2 separate regions of the Mus musculus genome follow, and region 1 is linked to region 2. A link is a loop called in an ENCODE intact Hi-C map of the cell type or tissue named here. Cell type or tissue: heart. All regions are shown on one strand. Each heading gives the region's core, and the rest is flanking DNA. Links, peaks and the distances in the headings are about the cores only.

Region 1 (9,376 bases), core at 1-8,000, 51 kb after region 2:
CACCCCGGATGTCCTTACCTGTCTTTAATGCAAATATCTTTAACAGTTCCAGGGCTGACCCCGAGGGGAGCTGGCCACGTGCAGTCCCACACTCGCATGTTGTTGGTTGTGCATTTCAAGTCTTGTACCCCTAAAGAAGGAAAAGCAACATGTACATACATGACACAGAGCATGCGTGTGGCTCTCTGGGGTCTCAGTGGAGAGACAAGTCCTGGGCCTCCAGAAGGCCACTCTCTAGGAAGAAAGGTCTCAGTCATCAGATACTACTTCACCGGTGCTTTGCCTACTTTTTGAGGGTTTTTAAAAAAATATTTTTCTAAGTATCTTAAGATTATAATACAGCCATATCACTTTCTCTTTCTGCCCTTTAAATTCCCATGTATACTCCCTTGCTCTCTTTCAAATTCATAGCCTTTCTCTCTTCAATTGTTGTTAATTGTTAGTACACATACATGTGTGTATATGTCTACATACGTATATGCTTGTGTGTGTGTGTGTGTGCGTGCATATACATGTATACATATGTATTCTTGAATACTTAAACTATAGCCTGTGTAGTCCACATACTGTTACTGTTATGTAGCTTTCAGGCCTGACCATTGCTCCTAGTTACCGACTGGTAAGCTCCTCCCTGGGAATAACTATTTCTCCCACTCTCTCCTATCTTGGCAGTAACCAGCGGCTTTCTTGTCTTCAGACCCACTCAACAAGAGTGAGAGAAGTCATGTCTGCCACTGGGAATCTAACCAACTCCCTGGGGCTACCGAAGTCATGGATACCATAGGGGAATCTACAACTACCACTTCACTAAGCCACTACAACCCCTAACTGCACTCTAAATATTTGTCCTTATGCCCACGGGTAAGTGTTGTTCCTCATCCCTCATCAAGGAACCTTCTCTTTGTGGCAGTGACCACTGCATAAAATTGCAATAGATCCAAGTGAAGAACTCTGAAGACCAGAGACCAGAGCCATTATATATGTCTATAATGTAATTCCTGTCTACACACAACCTAGGCTCAGGGGATCACTGGGAAAAGAAAGTGGGAAGACTGTAAAAGCCAGAGGAACAGGGAATGTGCTGTGGGATGGTGTCTCTTGGAAATGTCGGAGGCCATAGCCAGGAGGTCTGCCTATGCAATACCTGAACAAGGAAGATACCAATAGATATGTTAGCATGGGGGAACACTCAATAGGCCTCACACCTAGACAAAGAACTGCAATCAATTAAGAAAGGGGGGGGGGTGAGAATATGTTGTTGTTTTTTTAATTAAAAAGCCAACTATAATGGGGTAGTGGAATAATACCCACGACTTTACACTACAAGCAAACACCTCTAAGGAAAAGATTATTCCAGAAAGCCTCAAGGTCTACCGCACACCTACAAACCCACCTAGCTCGGCTGCTGCACTCCTTACACCAGACCGCAGCTCCACGGGAACCTACAATCAATCTCTTCATTACTGCAAAGCCCATTACCTTCAAACGCAATGAACTCACACTGACCTACAGAAAATAGTCTTGTATGTACGGCTTTAACAATGGGGGAAGAAGCAACTCAGATCAACTCAGAGTGCTGTGACGTCACATTATGGAAGGCACGTGTGTAAGAACAGCACAATGAAAAGTCAGGCATGGTAGCACATGCCTTTAATCCCAGCACGCGGGAGGCAGAGGCAGGCGGATTTCTGAGTTTGAGGCCAGCCTGGTCTACAAAGCGAGTTCCAGGACAGCCAGGGCTATACAGAGAAACCCTGACTCGGGGAGAAAAAAAAAACAGTCACCCTGGAATACGGAAGAGAAAGGAAGAGAACATAGAGGATGGGAAAGGGTAGGGAAAAGGAGAGGGGGGGGGGAAGAGAGGGAGAGGGACAGTCAGAAAGAGGAACAAGAGAAAGGGAAGAAGAGCAAAAGGGGGAAGGAGGAAACTAGAAATCATCTTATGCTCTGTAATGTCTATGAAAAAGCTAACCCTAACCCCGACCCCAAATAGGAAAAGCTTATAATTATTCATGCTTCACACATGAATTACAGACATGATATTCACAGTCGCCATAAAATATAAGTTCATATAAGACAAAAAAGCAGAAACGCCTTAGAAATGCTCGCATGAGAAACTAGCAGTTAATCACAATCAAGTTATTTACTCAATAATCTTGGGGGGGGGAGCAGTCTGCTTAATTGTGTAAATAACGTGAAGACAAGGCCAATGGGCAGAGGGAAGACATCCCTCGCAGAAATAAGCCAGGCCGTATCTGCAGAAACATTCTTCAAGTTTCAAAATAAGACACAGGAGACACAGGAAAGAATTTTCGATTCCATTTAGAAAGTATTCTTAAAACACATTTGAGACAGACCACAGCATGGCTGGCTGGGCGGGGCGGGGCGGAAAGAGCTGGCGACAGGGACACAGTGGGCATTTTCTGTGTTCTGGAACAGAGCCAGATCTTGATAGTGCCTGTGGTTAGCAAATGTGCATTGTCAAAACTCAGAGAACTGTATCCTTAAGGAATGGACAGCATTGTATGAGAATTATGCTTTATTATTTGTATAGAGTAAAGGAATATTTTGATTGCCCTTTAATAAAGGGGCTTTTAAAAAGAAACTAGAAATACACAGGAGAAAAAGAATGCAGAGAACTGGACTTTAAGCAGTACCCTGAAGAGGTCAGCAGAGAAACAGGACTACTCTACGGTCGCATGCCAACCAGCTTGCCGTTTGCTTTGAGGCTCACTTACCTCTCTTCAGACCGTTTGCATGCATCGTCAGATGCAGGAGGGTCAGAGCTGACAGGAGCCATGGCAGGTTTGGAGTCATCCTCGATCTTTTATTGTCTACCATCCACGATGGCTGTCTCCACCATGAGTAAGCTGCCATTGTCCTTGCTGTTCAGTCAGCCCTAGGTGAGAGAGGATGAACACAGATGCTGTTCAGATGGCCCAGAAGACACAGTTCACCCGAGGTGCGCAACACCAGAGGCAGTTGTGGCAGGACACACACAGAGACATGCTGCACACTGCTGAGTGGAGAAGCCAAACTCTGCTCCTCTGGCTCTCAAACATCCAAAGCTGCGCAGAGATGCTGCTTTTGGGTGGCTGCCACGGTCAACAGTCCAACATCGGGCTTCCCATTTGAGACGATAGCTGAACACGTGTGCATCCACTCTACCCCAATCTGCTAATAGAGGAAAAGCCACTCAATGTACTGGTGGATGTTAACATAGATTGAGACTGAAGCCTAGATCTCTCGCTTAGTGTGTGGTCCCAAGTATACTCCACGGGACCCCAGACAATCTGTAGCGAAGTGATTCCACTCCACACTGCAAAGAGAGGCCTCTTTCTACAGAGCCTAAAACCTTGTCCAGGGAGAACCAAGGAGCTCACACAGACACAGGTGGTTCCGCTACTGAACTCAAAGCCCCTGGAATAACTACATTCCTTCCCACAGCCCCACAGCCACTCTCATAGCTAACAAAGCTTTCCGGTGCACTGACATCTTGTCAGACCTTACAGTGCCTACCTTTACACTGCACAGAGAACCAAGGACCACAAAACATATGAAGGTTGTCTAAATTGTGAGGGAGACTCGGCATGAACAAGAAAATGAAAATTACTCCCAGAACAAGACCAACATGGAAAATAGCAAGTTCTTAAGATTACATTGCTTTAGAGCTGAACAGTATTCCATCATACACACACACCCCAAATTTTCCTTATTAATTCAACTGTTGATGGACAACTAGGTTGATTATCATTTTTTTGCTACAGTGAATAAAGCAGCAACGTGATGATGCAAATATTTCTACAGTAGGGTACAGAGAACTACACAGATGTTCACTGAGATGTATAAAGCTTAGGGCTGCTTAGTTTCAGTGTGTGATGTCGTTTGTGTGCATGGATTTTTTTATTAGAAAGTTAATAGAAGAGAAAAGCCCAAAACTTCACAAAGTTTCCTATAAGCAAAGGGGACAGCCATAAGAACAAGACAGACGTGCCATGAATGGAGTAACTGGAAACAAAAAGAGCTCTACAAAGGGAAGTCTACTGGGTGATGTTACAGTTTAAAAGATTTAGTGCGTGTGTGTGTGTGTGTGTGTGTGTGCACGTGCACATATGTGTTCATGTGTGTGCACAAGTGCAAGCATATATGTGCATGGGTGTGTGTTCCCCTATCTTCACATGCATACAGCTACCTGAGGATGCCAGGAGAGGTAGTCAGAACTCCAGGAGTTACAGGTGCACGCAGTCTTAAGCTGCATCACAGTGGGTGCTGGGATGGGAACCCAGATTCTCTACAAGACCGGAAGATGCTCTTAACCACTGAGAGATCCCCCCACCTCCCTTTAAAAATAGGAAATACTGACTAACCATGAAACAAAAATAGGAAGTGGATGAGAGATGGAGACTTGATAAAAAGAGATCCAACATCTCAGTAGCTAAAGCCCAGGGGAATACACTTGTCACTGGCAGAACAAGGAACACTCTCTTCTTGACTGTTGTTAAATACCATGAAAAGCACAAAAATGAACCTCAGGTACCTTATGCCATTATAGCCCACAAGCATGCACTTCTAGAGCGTTCCGTTATGTTCTAGATGAGTGAACAAGTTCTGGACAACTCCAATGTCACCGAGTCCACTTATTAGCGTGGAAATGTATTCCTGGAATGTCCTCGGTGCCTGCTGCTGAGGTTACAGTATTACCCAGCTGTGCAGAATGGCTCGAATAATCACAAACTATACCTACCCACCAACTGGCTAAACATATGTTGAAAGAATGCCTCACTAGCAGCTTAAGGTTATTTTAGAAGGGAAACTCGGGTTCCATTGCAATGCCAGGAAGCAAGGATGAGAGGGACTGGGAGGAGGTGGCCAAGGAAGGGCTCAGGACCAGGTGCTGCCAGACAGGGACTCTAATCTTGGCTCCATTACTAATTAGCAGTGTGACTGAAGGCAAATCACTTAATCCCTCTGGCTTCAGCCTCCACCAGTGTAGCCCAGAGGCAAGTTCTGTTTACTGGCCCCAGCAGACTCTGAATGCGAGGCCCTATTGCAGACAGCAGGAACAGGCAGTGCAGAACGTTGGGTGGCTGGCTGGCTGTTGCAGCCCTAGCACAGGTAGAGAGCACAGTGCATTAGGGTTAGGGGATCCAGCAGAGAGAAGCCAACGTGGTGTCAGAAAGCCCTGCTCAACTTAAGATGGGCAGGCTAATGCGGAAGGCGGTGCTTTGTCTTAATGCTTACATAGACCACCAGGATCAGGTCATTTGGGGAAGCGTCACTTAATAGCACACTCAACTTCTCTCCCAGCCTGGACTTTCAATGAGCTCATTCCAGGGTCAGAACAACAACATGGCTAGAGCCTTCCAATGCACTTCGCGGATAAAAATGATGTTAAGAAACATCTCTCTTCCCACTTCTGGCAGAGCCCACCACTATTAGGACTTATTCTGTGACCCATGTTCTGACATCCCACCATTCCTCAGCCCCGATGCTATCTCTTGAAGCAGCCACAGAGCTACTACAAATATCTGGTGGCCAAAGCAAATAGCATATGGCAGGTGGGGCCCATAGTCCCCAGCAAGTTAAAGGAGGTGGCCAGAGGGTATGTTTTGCTAAAGTCATCAGATTCTTCAAGATTCCACAGGAATCAGGGATTTCTTATGGAATTCTTAGACTTTTTTTTTTTTTAGGTATTCCAGACTCCAAGCAAACAGCACCTTCAGACTCCATACCTTGCAAGATTATTTCCTATGTTTAATTATCTTAAAAGATTTTAAAATGTTCTTAAGCCCTCCTGTTGAAGACGAGTTATTATATAGAATAGACTTATCCAACTGTTACATGGAAAGAAGAAAGTCCGGCGTTGTCCTCAATGAACAGTCTGACACGGTCAGGTATCTTGAAGCCCAGGGCAGGGCTGGATGGAGCCTGCCCCACGTGGCAGGGCACTCATCTGTCCACAATGTGCCTGGAAGTCTTGAGCTCCTTCCGGGGAAATGGTACATCTGCGCGTACAATCTGCCTTGATTTGTACTCAGCACCGCAGAGTCTGGGTCCAGGTCCATGAGGTTCTGGACTCTCTGCTGAGGCTAACCCAAAAAAGTAAGCTGAGAAAAGTCAAGCTTAAGCCAGAAGCTATGGTCCTGATAGACTGTGTTTAGTCCATTTCTGGTTTTCCTATTTGTTTTTGGGAGAGGGTTGGGGAGAGAGGAAGCTGGATAGAGGAGGACCTAATGGGATCGGAGTGTTCCCGTACCTCGCTGGCATCAGGTGAGCCTTGGGCATACAGGCCCTTAACCCTGGTGCTATTGGAAGCATCTGAACACCTGCTCTGCCCCAGCCAGGGAGCCTGCTGCCCAGAGCATCTCCCAGCTCCACCTCAGTGAGATAGCCCATCGTTGTGATTCACAGGAGAACCCACTGGAAAGCAGAGAAGCACAAGCCGGTCATAGAGGTCACAAGGCACCGAAGCAATGGGAGGTTACCAGCTGTCCAGAGGCACGACTCTGGGGAACTCGCCAAGTGCATCTGTACACATACCCCAGCCTGCACCGCAGGGACTCACAGTACCATCCCCACAGCTGGGGTGATGCTGCGCAGGACACCTGAGCAGGTCCTCACTAATATTCTTTAGTGGGCAATGCACACCCAGCTTCTTAACACCGGAAACTTAGAAGGAATGCTTTTCGAAATATTAAGTAATTGTTTTCAGACTTGATGAAGACACTGAACGATCGACTGAGAAGACAAAGGGCATTCAGTTATCAAGACCTGTGAGACTGCAAAAGGTACATCCCTTGTTGTTCGTTCTTTGGAAGATTGTGAAGAACAAGGCTTATGAAAATGAAGCAGGGAGAATGGAAGGCAAGAGATGGAGGACGTGGGGGGGGGGAGAAGGGGAGGAGGGGGAGGAGAGGGGACTCTAAACTGCACCCCATGTCCAGCAGGGATCTCCTTCCAGGCTGCATAAGAAGGGGAACTCTAAGCCATTGTGCCATCTCTCCACTGCCGTCTGCCTGTTCCTTTCTAGGCAGATTCCTCTGCGTCCACTTCTGTAACCTCCTCAGACCTTTGTACCAAAAATCTGGCAGGAGGAATGATGTGCTCATTGTCACGGTGGAGTCTTTACAGAAAGGGACGTAGTGATGCTTGCATGCACAGTCGCATCTCTCCCAGAGCGGTGTAGTGTCTGGCCCATTAAGCATCATGACAGGCCCACTCACTGCTCTCATCATTAGGCCGGATCATATCCCAAGTGTTGCCCGCACATGGAACGGAAGTTTGAGAGGTGGTTCCTGCGCATGCGCGGAGGCCAGGCACCAAAGCAAACTGCCAGGGTTATCGCGGGGGGCTTGCAGACTCTCTGGAAAAGCGGTAATGTACTCAATGCTTCCGAAAGCCTTGGCCCAATACTACTCGGCTTCCATATTCGGTCGTGTCAGATGTCCTTCAGTGACAGTGTCACTTTGGTGACTGACGGAATAAACCACAAGGATCATCCCCAAAGATCTGCATGCCCATGGAAAAGAGGGTGGTGTGAGATCTGTTTCCAAAGTCTGAGAAACCGTGTGGTGCCCAGTAGGTTCACATGCCACCTCAGTCATCGTGGCCTTGGGGGAATGAAATAGGGTCATTATTTTTCCTTCTGAGGTAACACGTGTGGACTTCTCCAATCAGTTTTGACCATCTAGGTCATAAATAGCTATTAACTTGGTTTGACTTGGCAATTTCAGATGGTTAAGTTCGTCTTTTGACTAGGACACTGTGAAAACATGAGTAAAATACTCTGGGCATGAGAGTGCTTAAGGAGTCCACTGCATCAGACTTTAATCAGCACTCTGCAGACGTCCTGGGACAATGTAACCTTTGTTATTTTAAAGGCACCCACCACTGTGAATGGATACTGTAGGATATTCAGTCTCCCAGAGAACATGTTAATACAATTTAAATAGATTATTTTTGTTTCTTTTTTGTCTCAATTTATCACAATTTCCAAGGAACTGTTTTCAGTGCATACGTCATCAAGATTTTTGGTTTTTCAAGATCTTTCATGTCAGGTTGGCTAATTTTCATTCTGTTGAGGCCTTTTTTGTTAATTCAAAAGCCTATCCATTATACACTCCAGAATATCAAAATAAGAATGTTCTCAAAAACACTTTAAAGATTGCCAGTGGTCTCTACCTACAGCTGGTTTCCTGTGGTGAACAAGGCGCTTCTGGATGGTTGACTATGGGCCTCCTCCAGACCACAATAGCTCCCTAAACAGGACACACTCCAATTGGTCTCAGTGCCTCCCCCAAACCTAGTTCCTATGGGCTGTTCCTTGCAGTGTCTCCCATTCAGTGCCTCCAATACTTCCCACCTGTCAGGGCTGGAAGTGCCACACTCCCCACCCTCAAACTTCAGCCAGGCTGTTTGAGTGACTGGCATGCAAGTATCTCAATGAATATTACTGTATCTGTTATGAAATAATGTGGCGAGGGGGATACCTTTGGTGGGCCCATGCCAGGTGTACCCCTCTGAGAAATGTACCCTATGCAACAGATCTGGTGTAAAAGGGGTTTATTGGGAGAAGGGAGAGAAGTGAGGACCTGGGGAAGGAACAGAGGCACGCAGATTGGGAGCAGGAAGACAGGCAGACAAGGAGCAGAGCCATGAGAACTGGCAGAGGGGGCAGAGGAGGAGAGAGAGGGGCCAAGCGTGGAGAAGAACAGAGAGAGCGAGCTGAGATGGTGGGAGGTCTGCAGTACACCTGGCAGCAGGCACTGACATAAGCAACTGCTAGGTCCCTGGGAGTAGGACAGTGGAACTAACTATATACACCAACACTAGCACTACCAAACAAATGAACTTGCACTGATTACAAGAGCAAAACATTCTATGATTAAATTACCTGGCTAGGGAGATGGCTCAGTAGGTAAAGTATGTGTCATGCAAGTACGAGGCCCTGAGTTCAATTCCTGCCACCCATGCCAACCAGCTGGGCATGGTGAGGCCTTCTTACATTCTCAGTGCCAGACAGGCAGATACACTAGGACTCCTGGACATCTGAGAGCATCGGGTCTAACTGAGAGACAGGCATTGCTTCAAAATGCAAGGCAGACAGCCCCTGAAGAACAGAGCCAGAGGTTGACCTCTGACCTCCGCATGCATACTCATGTGTGCACACCTGTGTACATTAACACAGACATAAGATTAAGAAAAATAAGGAAATAAGTAACCCAAACATTCCTATGTTATTAACACGGAAAAAGCTTACATTCAAAACAACCATGAACATCCCCACTCCTCAGAACGGGTCATATCCTCCTCATCCAGCTCACAGAACTTGAGTGTGTCAGAGCCTGGTGTGTCAGAGCCTGGTGTGTCAGAGCCT
Region 2 (10,781 bases), core at 1,092-9,091:
GAGGAAATAACTCATCTATCCAGAAACTTGTCCCAGATAATTTAGACACTGTGCTTTTTAACATTTCATATTCACAGAAATTTAAGATCTGCAATTTTTTCTCATTTTTGTGCATAAAAACAATCATATGATAATATGTAGATAACCACAGCAACATGCCCCGCCGGTCAACCTCAATAGAGTAAGGTGTGTGTCAGGCACTGTGCTTTGCATGTATAACAGATGGTCTGCACAATAGCCTTGGAAGTTGACCTTAGTTATTACCATTTTCTGTATGGATGTTAGGCTTTACAGATTCATTTGCTCATCCTTCTGTTATGTCGAACCATACACTATTTAAGATGCCCAAGACACGCCATTGAGGAAAACCAACTCCTTTCCTTGGTGGTCTTGCATTCCTCTAAGATGCAACAATGAATAATAAAGACAATGAAGTATATTATATCTTCATATCAGAAATATAAAAAATGAAAATATGCTCATAGTTGATGAGATGAAGTAAGTGGGAATTGTTTAGAATAATGGGGAGAGGGTGGCGTGCAAACAAGACAAATTGTGAAGGCCACTGCCCATCATAGCATCCAGGTACAAGGGTGTAAAAATTATTTCTAAACTATAGAGGACATAGCAGGAAGAAATTCTTGAAAACTCGGTGAATGAAAAGATGGTATCAGGGAACGAGCTCAGGTTGGTCCCACTTCTGAGGGAACTATAAAAGCTGGCATTTTGTGGGTTTTGGTTTTTTGGTTTTTTTAGGTTTTTTTGTTTTTGGGTTTGTTTTATTTATTTATTTATTTTTTTGACAACCTCATTACTAGGCACATACTGGGTACTTTCATCCCTCTAAACCAAAATGATTGCATAAACTCCAACGATAATAGTTTCTCTTGTCGGGTTTCGGTTTCCTTTGCTTTGCAGGGATGGCCAGTCCGGGAAGATTACAGTGGATGACTACGGAGCCAGAACAGGCAAGTCACCGGGCTTGATGCGGCAGCTTAACATCAACGGTGCTCTGTACGTGGGTAAGTGACCTTGACCGAAGCTTAATCTGTCAGGCCTTTCCTCCTTTCCCTCATTAGAGCTTTATTTGTTGTCCCGGGGCTGTCTACTCCACAGGGTCAGTCATATACCTGGGAATCAGGAAGCCGTCCAAATCGTCCATTCTTCCATGTTCTGAACTTCTGACTCATGGCTGAGGTGGCAGGAAGGGACTCACTCACATTGCTTTTGTGCTCTGGAGTGATCCATCAGGAAAAAAAACCCCACACTTTTGTGTGTGTGTGTGTTTATAGACTAGGAACTTTCTAAATATAACCACATGAATTCTCTCTGAGGAAGGAGGATCCAGCTGTGTGTGTCCTCTCTCAGAATAGAATGAATAGGATTCCTATAAATGGCTAATAATCTACTACACAGACAAAACAAAAAGGGCATGAATTGGCACCTTTTGTGTTTTCTTATTGTTGACATCACGCAACATTTAAAAATCTGTTGGAGAACTATTTGGTTTTAAGGTTGTCGGCTGAGCCAGAAATCACACCTGAGATCAGCCTTTGTAGCCTGCGGAGGTAGAGTCAAACTGATCAAAATCCATCAACTGTGTGTGATGTACTCGACCCCCTGTCTCTAGCCAGGGGACACTCAAGCAGACCATAAAGGATCTCCAACAGGTGACTCCTCTTCTTGGTTCATTCTCTCTCCCCCTCTTTGCCTCCTTGCAGGTGGAATGAAGGAAATCGCTCTGCACACGAACAGACAATACCTGCGAGGCCTTGTGGGCTGCATCTCCCATTTCACACTGTCCACCGATTACCACATTTCCCTCGTGGAAGACGCCGTGGATGGGAAGAACATCAACACTTGTGGGGCTAAGTAACACCAGCTGACCTTGCCCAAGGGACATAGCCTCTATCCTGCAATCACAGAGGCCCGGAGACCCTGCCTGATGCTGCACTCAGAGGTCTTGAAATCAGGTGTGTTTACTTTCTCTGAGGAGGACAAAGTACACCCTGGTGAGAGCCAAGACTGAAGGCCCTGGGTGGCCTTCTCTGCTAACGCCCTGTGAACCGAACCCAATGGACTACTGTGGTTAGGAAGCATTGGACTTTGTTGTTCAACGTATAGAGTCTGAGAGAGATGATACGTCAGTGCAAGCTCTGGGAACTCTCTGCTGTAGCTCAATGGCTCTGTTGTGTTAACAAGAGTGAGAGCCAGACTGGATGAGAAAGAGTGAAAGAGCAAGAGAGAGAGAGAGACAAGACAGAGAGACAGAGAGACAGAGAGACCACCCCTCCAAATAGTATTAAAATATTTCTGCTCTTCCCTGACTTATGACACTAGCAGGAAGACTGGGCAACCCTGAACTTCATACTTCCAATCTCGGTCTATGGATTGTGTAGATTAACCCCTTCCATGCCCTGCTGGCTGACTCAATGTGCTCTGACTAGTCCATGGAAATAAATGTTGGGGGTAAATTAAACATAGAATAATAATCAGACTGTGGCATCCTTCCCCCAAGCTTTCCTCTAATGCAAATATTCTCTCTTTTTTTAATGATGCAGATCGAAGAAAGCGGGCCCCCTGATTTTGTAGCTGTACTTTTTGTATGTGACTATTTTTTATAGCTGCAGTCTGTCCACACCCATGGTGTGCTTTTTGAAAGTTAGTGGTTGATCCTAATTACGAAACACCTTCCTAATAGCTTTCTCACAATGGAGATGTGATCAGGCCATTTGTAGTGTCAGGGGAGCGGTAGCAAGTGACTAGGGTGGGCCATTGGGAGAAGGGACCATTCTCTTTTAGTATATGCTGACGGTTCAAGTGGATGAATATGATGCTGTCCAAAAGTGGAGAGATTAAAAGGAATGTATCACCGAGGTGGGTCATTACCGTTGTTATTTTAAGAGAGGGAAAGTGTGTAATAAATATGAATAAGGGAAAGAGGAAGAACTCATTCAGTCATTTGTGAAGGTGTGACTGATCCTGCAGAGGCCACATCTGCAAAGGGACAACAAGGTTACTAGAGAGTCGGATGTTGTGTGGGACCTAGGGCCATGTCCTCAGCAGGGTCTGAGGATCTGGGTCCGACAGAGAAGGGTGCTTTCTTCTTCTGTACCATGGTTCAGCTGTGCCCTGTGCTATGCATACACATGACTGCAGACAGCTGGCTCCCTGGCTGGTCCCCACAAGGACTTACTAAGGGAAAGGTGAGATGAATGTTGCCCCTCTAAGTGGAAGGAAATACGATCCAGCTCCTGGAAGAGCCTATAATTAGTCTCAGGCACGACTCTATTCTTGTTTGTGCAGCATCCATTCAGCAGAGACTTGAGCTTTGTGCAGAGCACAGTTTTTAGGCATATTAAGACGTCTAAGAGATGGCTAAATAAACCAGAGAGGTTTGCCCCACACTCCAGCCTTCTGCCTCTTACGTTTAGGAGCCTGTTTGGCAAGGAATCTTAGTAATCATAACAGACCCAGTGGTCGCCCTGTCCTGCCCATGCCACCCGGCAGTCTGAAAAAGAGGCATGGGGTAGAGTGTGAGCCCCACTACCTCCCAGTCACCCCTCACCCCAACACCTTCTCCTGGAGGCTCCCAGGGCCAGTACTTCCTATGATAAAATAAGAGTTGTTTTTGTAGCACATTTTGAACAGATCGCCTCTGGAAAAAAGATAATCATTGTGATTTTAGCAAAATATCCAGCTGAATGGAGGCCAGAGAATTGTCCTGCAGACCAGTTGTTGATCTACGCAAGTGTTATCCCGGGGAAGCGCAGTGACCCAGGGACGAGGGCCTGGGAGTGCGTGTTGATTCTGAAGCCGTGTCTGGGTGGGAAGGAAGCACATGGGGTTAAGGGGAGGTGGGGACAGTGGCACGGTCATGGAATGCAGGTGGGAAGGGGTGCGACAGGTGCAAAAGGGGTGAAGTAGAAGGACCCAGAGGGCAAGAAGCTTCAGAGTCTGAGTGGGAAGTAAGAGAGGATCACGACTCTGCCTCCTTTCTGTGGACAGAGCCCAGGCGCTGTGGAATGAGTTTATAGCAGATGTAATTACGAGGCTTAAGTCTTTAACCTCTAGCTGAGGGATTAGACCTCACTCTGTGCAAATGGGCAGGAGATCTGGGAAGAGCTCAGCCTGGACTTTGTAATGGGCTGCTTTCATCTCTAAGTGTAGCCATTATCTCTTGCCACAATAAGGACGGCCTAACTAACACCCACACCTCACCCGTGCCGGCGGTCGCTCCTGTGCCTTGAGTAGCCATCTTAGAGGCTCTACCGGCGTTGGTGGTCTTGACACGGTAGTTCTCCCGGTCTTTGCTGGAGGTTCCCATATGCAGAGTGACTGAGATGGGAAGGTAGCTTGGCTCTGCTCCATGTACCCCTCATCCTGCTGAGCCCAACTGGCTAGTTCTGGCACGCCTGTCTCATGACAGAGGAGGAGAGCTGGAGCACTAGAGAACAGTGCCAGGCTCCTGCACTAGTCCTCGGTTCAGCACTGCGTTGATGCCCTATTTCCCCTGCATCCCTGCGACATCTACAGAATTGAGGAACAAAGAAAAAGATTCTCTTCAATAGCAAAGAGGGGACTCTCGATAATGAGAGGACCTACTAAGGGAGTTACCATGGATACAAGAAAGGGTGAAAAAAAATCAGGACCATTAATGAGTCAGTCAGTCCACCCTAACAGATCATGTTATTGAAAGACGTGCCATAGAGGTAAGGTGCCCCCTGCCCCCATGACCACTGTCTTCTGCAGAAATATTGGGGCGGATGAGAATCGATCTACATGAGGCTATGAGAGACAGGCCAGGCTCAATGCAAGTAGTACTGGCCTGATCTATGGTAGCTGTGCTTTTCTGAGAAGGAACTAGAAGGGAACAGGACCTAAGGCCTGGTTTCGTGTGTCTGCTGTGGTGAGAGACAGGTTGAGAAGTCTGTCTGGGTTTCGGGCTGGGAAGAAGGTTCAGGGAGTGGTCAGGGAACTGGGGGTCCCTGTAATCTCATCTGAGGAGAAAGGGTTCTGTGAGCATCATCAGTTCCTGAAAAGCCCCCTTATCTGAATCTGAGAAAACTCCCGGGAGACTTCCACATGCTCTCCGAGGGGATGATGGGAACAGAGAGCTTTTTCTATTAAAGTCAACTTTAATAACCTTGAGTTCTCTAGGCCCACCTAGATCTCCCTGAGACAAGTCGATGGGGTTGTCTTTGTCCCTGCACTGCTCCCAGAGCCCTCTGTCAAGCTTGTTGGTCACAGCTCTGACCCGCTCCCTGTTCTCTGTTTTCTTGCCTGCCTTTCACTTCCTGGTCAGCACCATTTAGGCCTTGAGCTGCTCCAACACAAACAGGCCGCCTGGTTTCCACACACCAACTGCCCCCAGGTCCACAGCAATGGTCCTTTCCTTCCGATTCCCCTCCTCTGCTTTCCGACAGCTCTTCCCCTCCTCCCTTCCCCACCTCTCCAAGTGGGAGGAAGGATCTCGGACATATGCCCGGAGCTGGCGGGCTGAGTGCTTTCCACTTGGAGGAAATGCTGCATTTTTCACCTTTAACCCAGAAAAATATGGTTCTCAGAGATTTTGTTTTTAGCACTGAGAGTTCCCAAAGGAAGAAAAAGTGAGGAGCGGGGAGGAGGAGGGAAGGGGCATGGGGAGGGGAGGGGGAGGGGGCATCACAGCATCCTGACCACCAGCCCTTACCCCATTGGCTTCTCATCCTTGGGAGAGAATTGCCCAAGGGCAGCCTGTAGAGCCCCAGCAGCTGCTGCATACAGTGAGAGAATCACACTTGCAAGTGGAAAGAGGATACGTGGACTCACTCAGGGATCTGGACAAAGCATTATTAGCTGCTTTCCCATTCCTTCCTTAGCCTCTCAGCCTCCTCCAGCTTCTGCTGGGCCCAGGAATCAATAGTAGCTGCTCATGTGCTAGAAGTCAGTGAAGGCCTGGCCCCCCATGCCAGGACACTGGAGGAACAGAGGGAGGTTCGACAGCTCTCTGAGACTTTCACCCTGAGGGGTCCCAGAGGAACGACACACCAGCAAGAATCAAAACCTCAGTGCCAAGGGAGGATGTGCGTGCCTGTAGCCCAGTCCCACAGTGGGGTCTCAACCCTGAGGTTCTGTCTTTCAAATGTATTGTAATTGTGCATGCAAATAAAACAGATTAAACCAGGAAGAGCCTGACAGGCGAGGCCATGAAAGGCCACATTTGGAGGCTCCCAAGATGGCAGGCATTGGCGTTGGTTGGTACCAGGCTGTCCCCCGGAAGTTCTATATTACAAGTGACTACATGGAGGCCAGCATATGGCTACCCCAGTTTGAAAGTGCAGACTAGCTTCTGGGCTAAGTTGTCGGAGCGATCAATGTCCAAAGAATGCTTATGTATTTGATCTTAACAGTTGTGCCCCTAGGATGGCCAGAATGAGTAAATTTGTTTAGCTCAAGAAGATAGAAGCCATGCCAAAAGATAGGTGATGTCCTGGACAATCTTATGTCAGCTTGAAATGAGGTAGAGTCATTTAGGGAAAGGGAATCTCAACTGAGAAAATTACCACACTAGATTGGCCTGTGGGGGAGGGGAATATATATATATATATATATATATATATATATATATATATACACACACACACACACACACATATAGTTGTTTAAACTATATATGTGTGTGTGTGCGTGTGTGTACATCAAATCATCAAGCAATATACATATATATATACATGTGTGTAAATATATAATATACACACACATATATATGTATATTGATGATTTGATATAGGAAAGTACATCTTGACTGTAGACAGTGTCATTCCTGGACTGGTGGTCCTGGGTGCTGTAAGAAAGCAGGCCGATTAAGCCACGAGGATCCAGTGCACAAGCAGCACTCCTCCAGGGAGTTTCTTTAGTTTCTTCTTCAGTTTCTACATCCAGGTTCCTGGCTTGAATTCTTGCCCCGACTTCCCTGACTGAATAGACTTACAAGCTTTAAGATGGAATAAACCCTTTCTTCCCTGATTTGCTTCTGCTCACAGTGTTGGATCACAGCAACAGAAAAGTAGCTGTGATAGGTGACTTGTCTGAGGTCTCAGAGAGGGCATAACCCTGGCACGGCATTGGGAACAGGATCATAGGTTACACAGGGGCGTGCTGGGGCTTCCTGGCCTTCACTGTACTGAGCAAAGGCCTCAAGAGTCTCCTTGTCAGTGTGCTGTTACAGCTCTGTTGAGAGTGAATTCTTCCAGAGTTCTTCCACTGCAGGTGTAAAGAGATGAAACTGCTAGTTATGTGGGATTCGGGCCCCTCTACAGGCAGTTAGGTCTGGATTCAATTCGTTTCCCTCTTCTCCTTTGCCTTCAAGTCCAGAAATAGCCTCCAAAACTCAGGGGAGTTGTTTAAACTATTTCTGACTAAACGCTGATCCCTGGGCCCCTGACTTGTCTTGGCGAAACTGTGTGCTCCAAAGCAAGTCAGACAGCAGGCAACACCTCTCTGCCTCACCAACTTTAGCTGCTTTCCCTTGTTGAAACATCTTTGTCCTAGAAAGTCTGTGGTCCCTAGGAACTCTCATCCTTTCCTGGAAAGACAGAAAGGAACATCATGTCTTAGCATTTGGAGGAAGTCTCTTCTATTCATCTGTCTGGTTGTTCTGCTTTGTGTAAGATTCTAAGGGTGTTTGGAGGCACAGAAGGTTCCCAACACGTAGTGTGGTCTCCCCCTGTTGTCCCAGCTGTCCATCTCTAAGTGGGGGGCCCAGCCTGGGGCTGCAGCCTCCTTGGACAATATGATACTAAAGGGCTGCAGCTCTGACTTGGCTCTGCACAAGAGGTCTTGGATAGAAACATCTCCGAGAAGGAAGGCCAGGGAGGCTCAAGGAATTTGCCGTTTATACACATTTAATAACAAAAGTTAGGGGCACCAAGCCAGGGGATTAGCTGAGGAAAGCCCTGCTAGGAAGTTGGCTGAAGGAGAGCAGAGTCAGAGAAAATGAGTATCAGAACAGTGGGAGGAGAGGCCTTAGCCTAAGGGGGGTCACAGGGCCCCCTTGTGATGAACTCAGTGCCTGTGGCGGACATTCCATATTTTATCTGAACTCAGTGGGGGCGGGGGAGGTGTCAGAGAAAACTATGGGAAAGAGGTGTAAGATGGGGTACTGCTTAATAGACAATGTGCCCACTGGTTGCCCAGGGCACATTCACACGACCTCAGACATGAAAGAAATCTCTGTGATGGTTGGCTCCAGCCTGCTGATCAGGCTGGTGGGGTAACACCGCTTGCCAAGGATGGAGGACTCACCTGGTAATCTCTCTCTGTCTGGGCTGCAAACCAAGAGGAGTTTGTTTGGAGGCCTCAGGTTTTTGAGGGTTGGGGTTCTGCTAGGGCCTCAGTGAGCCTTGTTGCAGACCTCCCTCCACAGAACCTCATCAAACCATATTCATTTCCGAAACATTTCCTGGGAGCTTTTTCACAGGAAGCTGGTGAGAATATAAAACAGAACTCAAGACACCTGGGCAGTAGTGTTTTGAGACTCAGTATCCTCTCTAAGCTCACTGGTCACTCTATTCTTTCAAGGCGGGGAGACGCCATCTTTTACAGAAGGTCTTATCCTTCCTTGAGTATCTCCCTCATTCAGTTAGGCTCTCGGGGTACCAATGTTTTGTTAACTTTAAGTCCACTTATTGGTAACCTGAACACAAGAATAACGTTTTATTTATCCAGTTTGAGACAAGAACCGTGCAAGCCACAGGGCAAAAAATCCCAGGAGTTTCTTAAAATCCTGCCTGCTGATAACCATTTACTTTTACATACTAAGAATATCCTGTCTATTTGCCCAACTTCCCTAAACAATGAGTCAAAGGCTCATAGGATAGGGAAATTTTATATTCAGAGAGAAAAATCTATTTTAGACCTCCTATTTATAGTTCCTGAAAAAAACATTTTCTTTGAGGGTAAGGATGTATTGCCGATGACTGCATGTCCAGGGAGGAGCACAGTGGCCGGGTTGGTACCCTGGGGACCAAGGAAACTGAGTCATAACGCTGCCCTTTCCAGTTGTCACTCAGCATTAACCCCGGAGAGGCCTGGCCTGCATCTGTCGGCTGTATCTTATGGAAAGTGACAGGTAAGCGTGACTCTGACTTAGGTTCAAATCTTCCTTAGTCAGTTAGTTGTAAAATAACCACATTTTATGGAAATGTGGCTTTGAGAGTTCTTATGTAAGTTAGTGGCTCTTGGTACAAAAATCAAGTATTGTCTCTTAAATTCAAGTATTTTTAACATTCAAAATCGCCCACCAGTTTTTTTTTTGTTTTGTTTTGTTTTTTAAGGTGGGTAACAGAAAAAAATCCATTATATATGGTTAGACAATCCATCTATCATCTATCTGCTGGTATTTTATGCATCCAGCCTTAGAAACACTGCTGATAAGATTTTCGAGATGTATTCAAGAAGTGAATCAAGCTCGCAAATTGTTTCAAAGTAACATGTTAGAGAGAGCCAATATTGCCCAAGATTACATACATTTCTTTTATCACTTTCTAATTTTCCTTTAGTATTGATTTGTCTAATAAAGATTAGCCCACTAATAAAAGCACTACCACGGGGCACTTTTAGTCCAAAGACAGAGGTATAATGAGGGTTCTTCATCAGCTCTGAGGGGGATCACCCCACGCAAGATACCCAAGGCTGCACTTTGCCCGTTCTGTCCTCAAAGAAGTTCAAAGACTTCCAGAGCCTCAGAAATGGGATGGATGCTACACCAAGTGGGTACTTGGCAATAACAGCCCTCCCCCCAGGCACCTCTGATTTTCAAACAAAGCCCCTAGAAGTCCTCAGTGCCACGGGGACATGCAAGGCCTGGATGAAGTAAGCTTCGGAGTGAAGACTTAAGGACGCTGACAGGACCTTCTCAGTCCCAAGGATGCTCACCTGAGGCCTGGGGTAGAAGTTACCTGAGCCAAGTGTGGCTCTGGCTGAGCTCTAGCGAATCAGACCTCAGGGTCTCTTTCTAAAGCCTTTGCTGTGTACTGTCACCTTCTGATAAGCTGAGGGATGCACATGAATGTGTGTCTAAACTCTTATACAAGCAGTTATACCTTTATATCGCTGGCCAGGAAGAGGGCCATGTTGAAAGCAGACATCTATCCTGCAGGGACTGTTACATGCTTGGACTATAACAAGCCTTAGCATTCTTGTGATACACACCAGGGGCCCAGGCTTTATGATGAGGAATAGGTTGAGAGAGAGGTTAAACATCTTCCAGTGTGGTCCAGGTGATTGACCAGTGGTGATCTCAGGAGCCCACATGGGACTGTACAGCCTCACATATGACAGTGTCCCTCAGAGCCATCTTGAAAATGGTGGAACCAGTCCCAGCCAGTAGTGCCTGTGGTCCTGGAATAATGAGACTCTTGGTTCGCTTCTGACAGGGTATGCAGGCTGGTTTGCACTGTGGCCGGGCAAGAAGGGGGGAGGGGATGCCATCTACTCTCAACACTGCTTCCTCTGCCCATGTGTTTTGGCACCATCAGCTCTGAGGGGGAGGGGAGGCAGTGAGGAAAAAAAAAGTCCTTATGCCTTCCTCCCAGGCTGCCTGGAGTGCTGACACAGGTTTGCCATGGTGACAGGCCAGCTGGAGCCAGAAGGGGACAGATGATTTAAATCTGAACTGGAACTTAAAATTATTTCTCCCCTTTCAAGCATTTAGCTACCAGAAAGATGAATGCACTGGGGTTTCCTCCCTTTTAATATTATTTCTCCTTGACAGCTTATCAAAGTGATTTTCTAATTCT

The links. Peaks named below come from ENCODE experiments on the same cell type or tissue, not always from the same donor. Only the 100,000 strongest peaks of a DNase experiment are listed, where the experiment ranks them.
Region 1: it touches region 2 in a loop (2.6-fold over the local background); 4 of 42 quality-filtered maps call a loop at or near these places.

Annotation. Positions count from the first base shown.
Region 1 is chr15:7,147,910-7,157,285 of GRCm38, reverse strand. Lifr (LIF receptor alpha) reads right to left here. Exons shown (of 20, transcript NM_001358593.1): 2 at 2,739-2,899; 3 at 19-130. The coding sequence starts at 2,877. Among named protein-coding and RNA genes, the nearest start is that of Lifr, 23 kb to the right of the region's middle. In heart, for the core only: no CTCF peak of the experiment used is centred there; DNase peaks (open chromatin) are centred at 2,385, 3,085, 4,955 and 6,485.
Region 2 is chr15:7,198,743-7,209,523 of GRCm38, reverse strand. Egflam (EGF-like, fibronectin type III and laminin G domains) reads left to right here. Exons shown (of 22, transcript NM_178748.6): 21 at 919-1,022; 22 at 1,722-3,404. The coding sequence ends at 1,876. Among named protein-coding and RNA genes, the nearest start is that of Lifr, 75 kb to the right of the region's middle. In heart, for the core only: no CTCF peak of the experiment used is centred there; DNase peaks (open chromatin) are centred at 3,163, 3,763, 5,403 and 7,833; H3K27ac peaks cover 4,761 bases.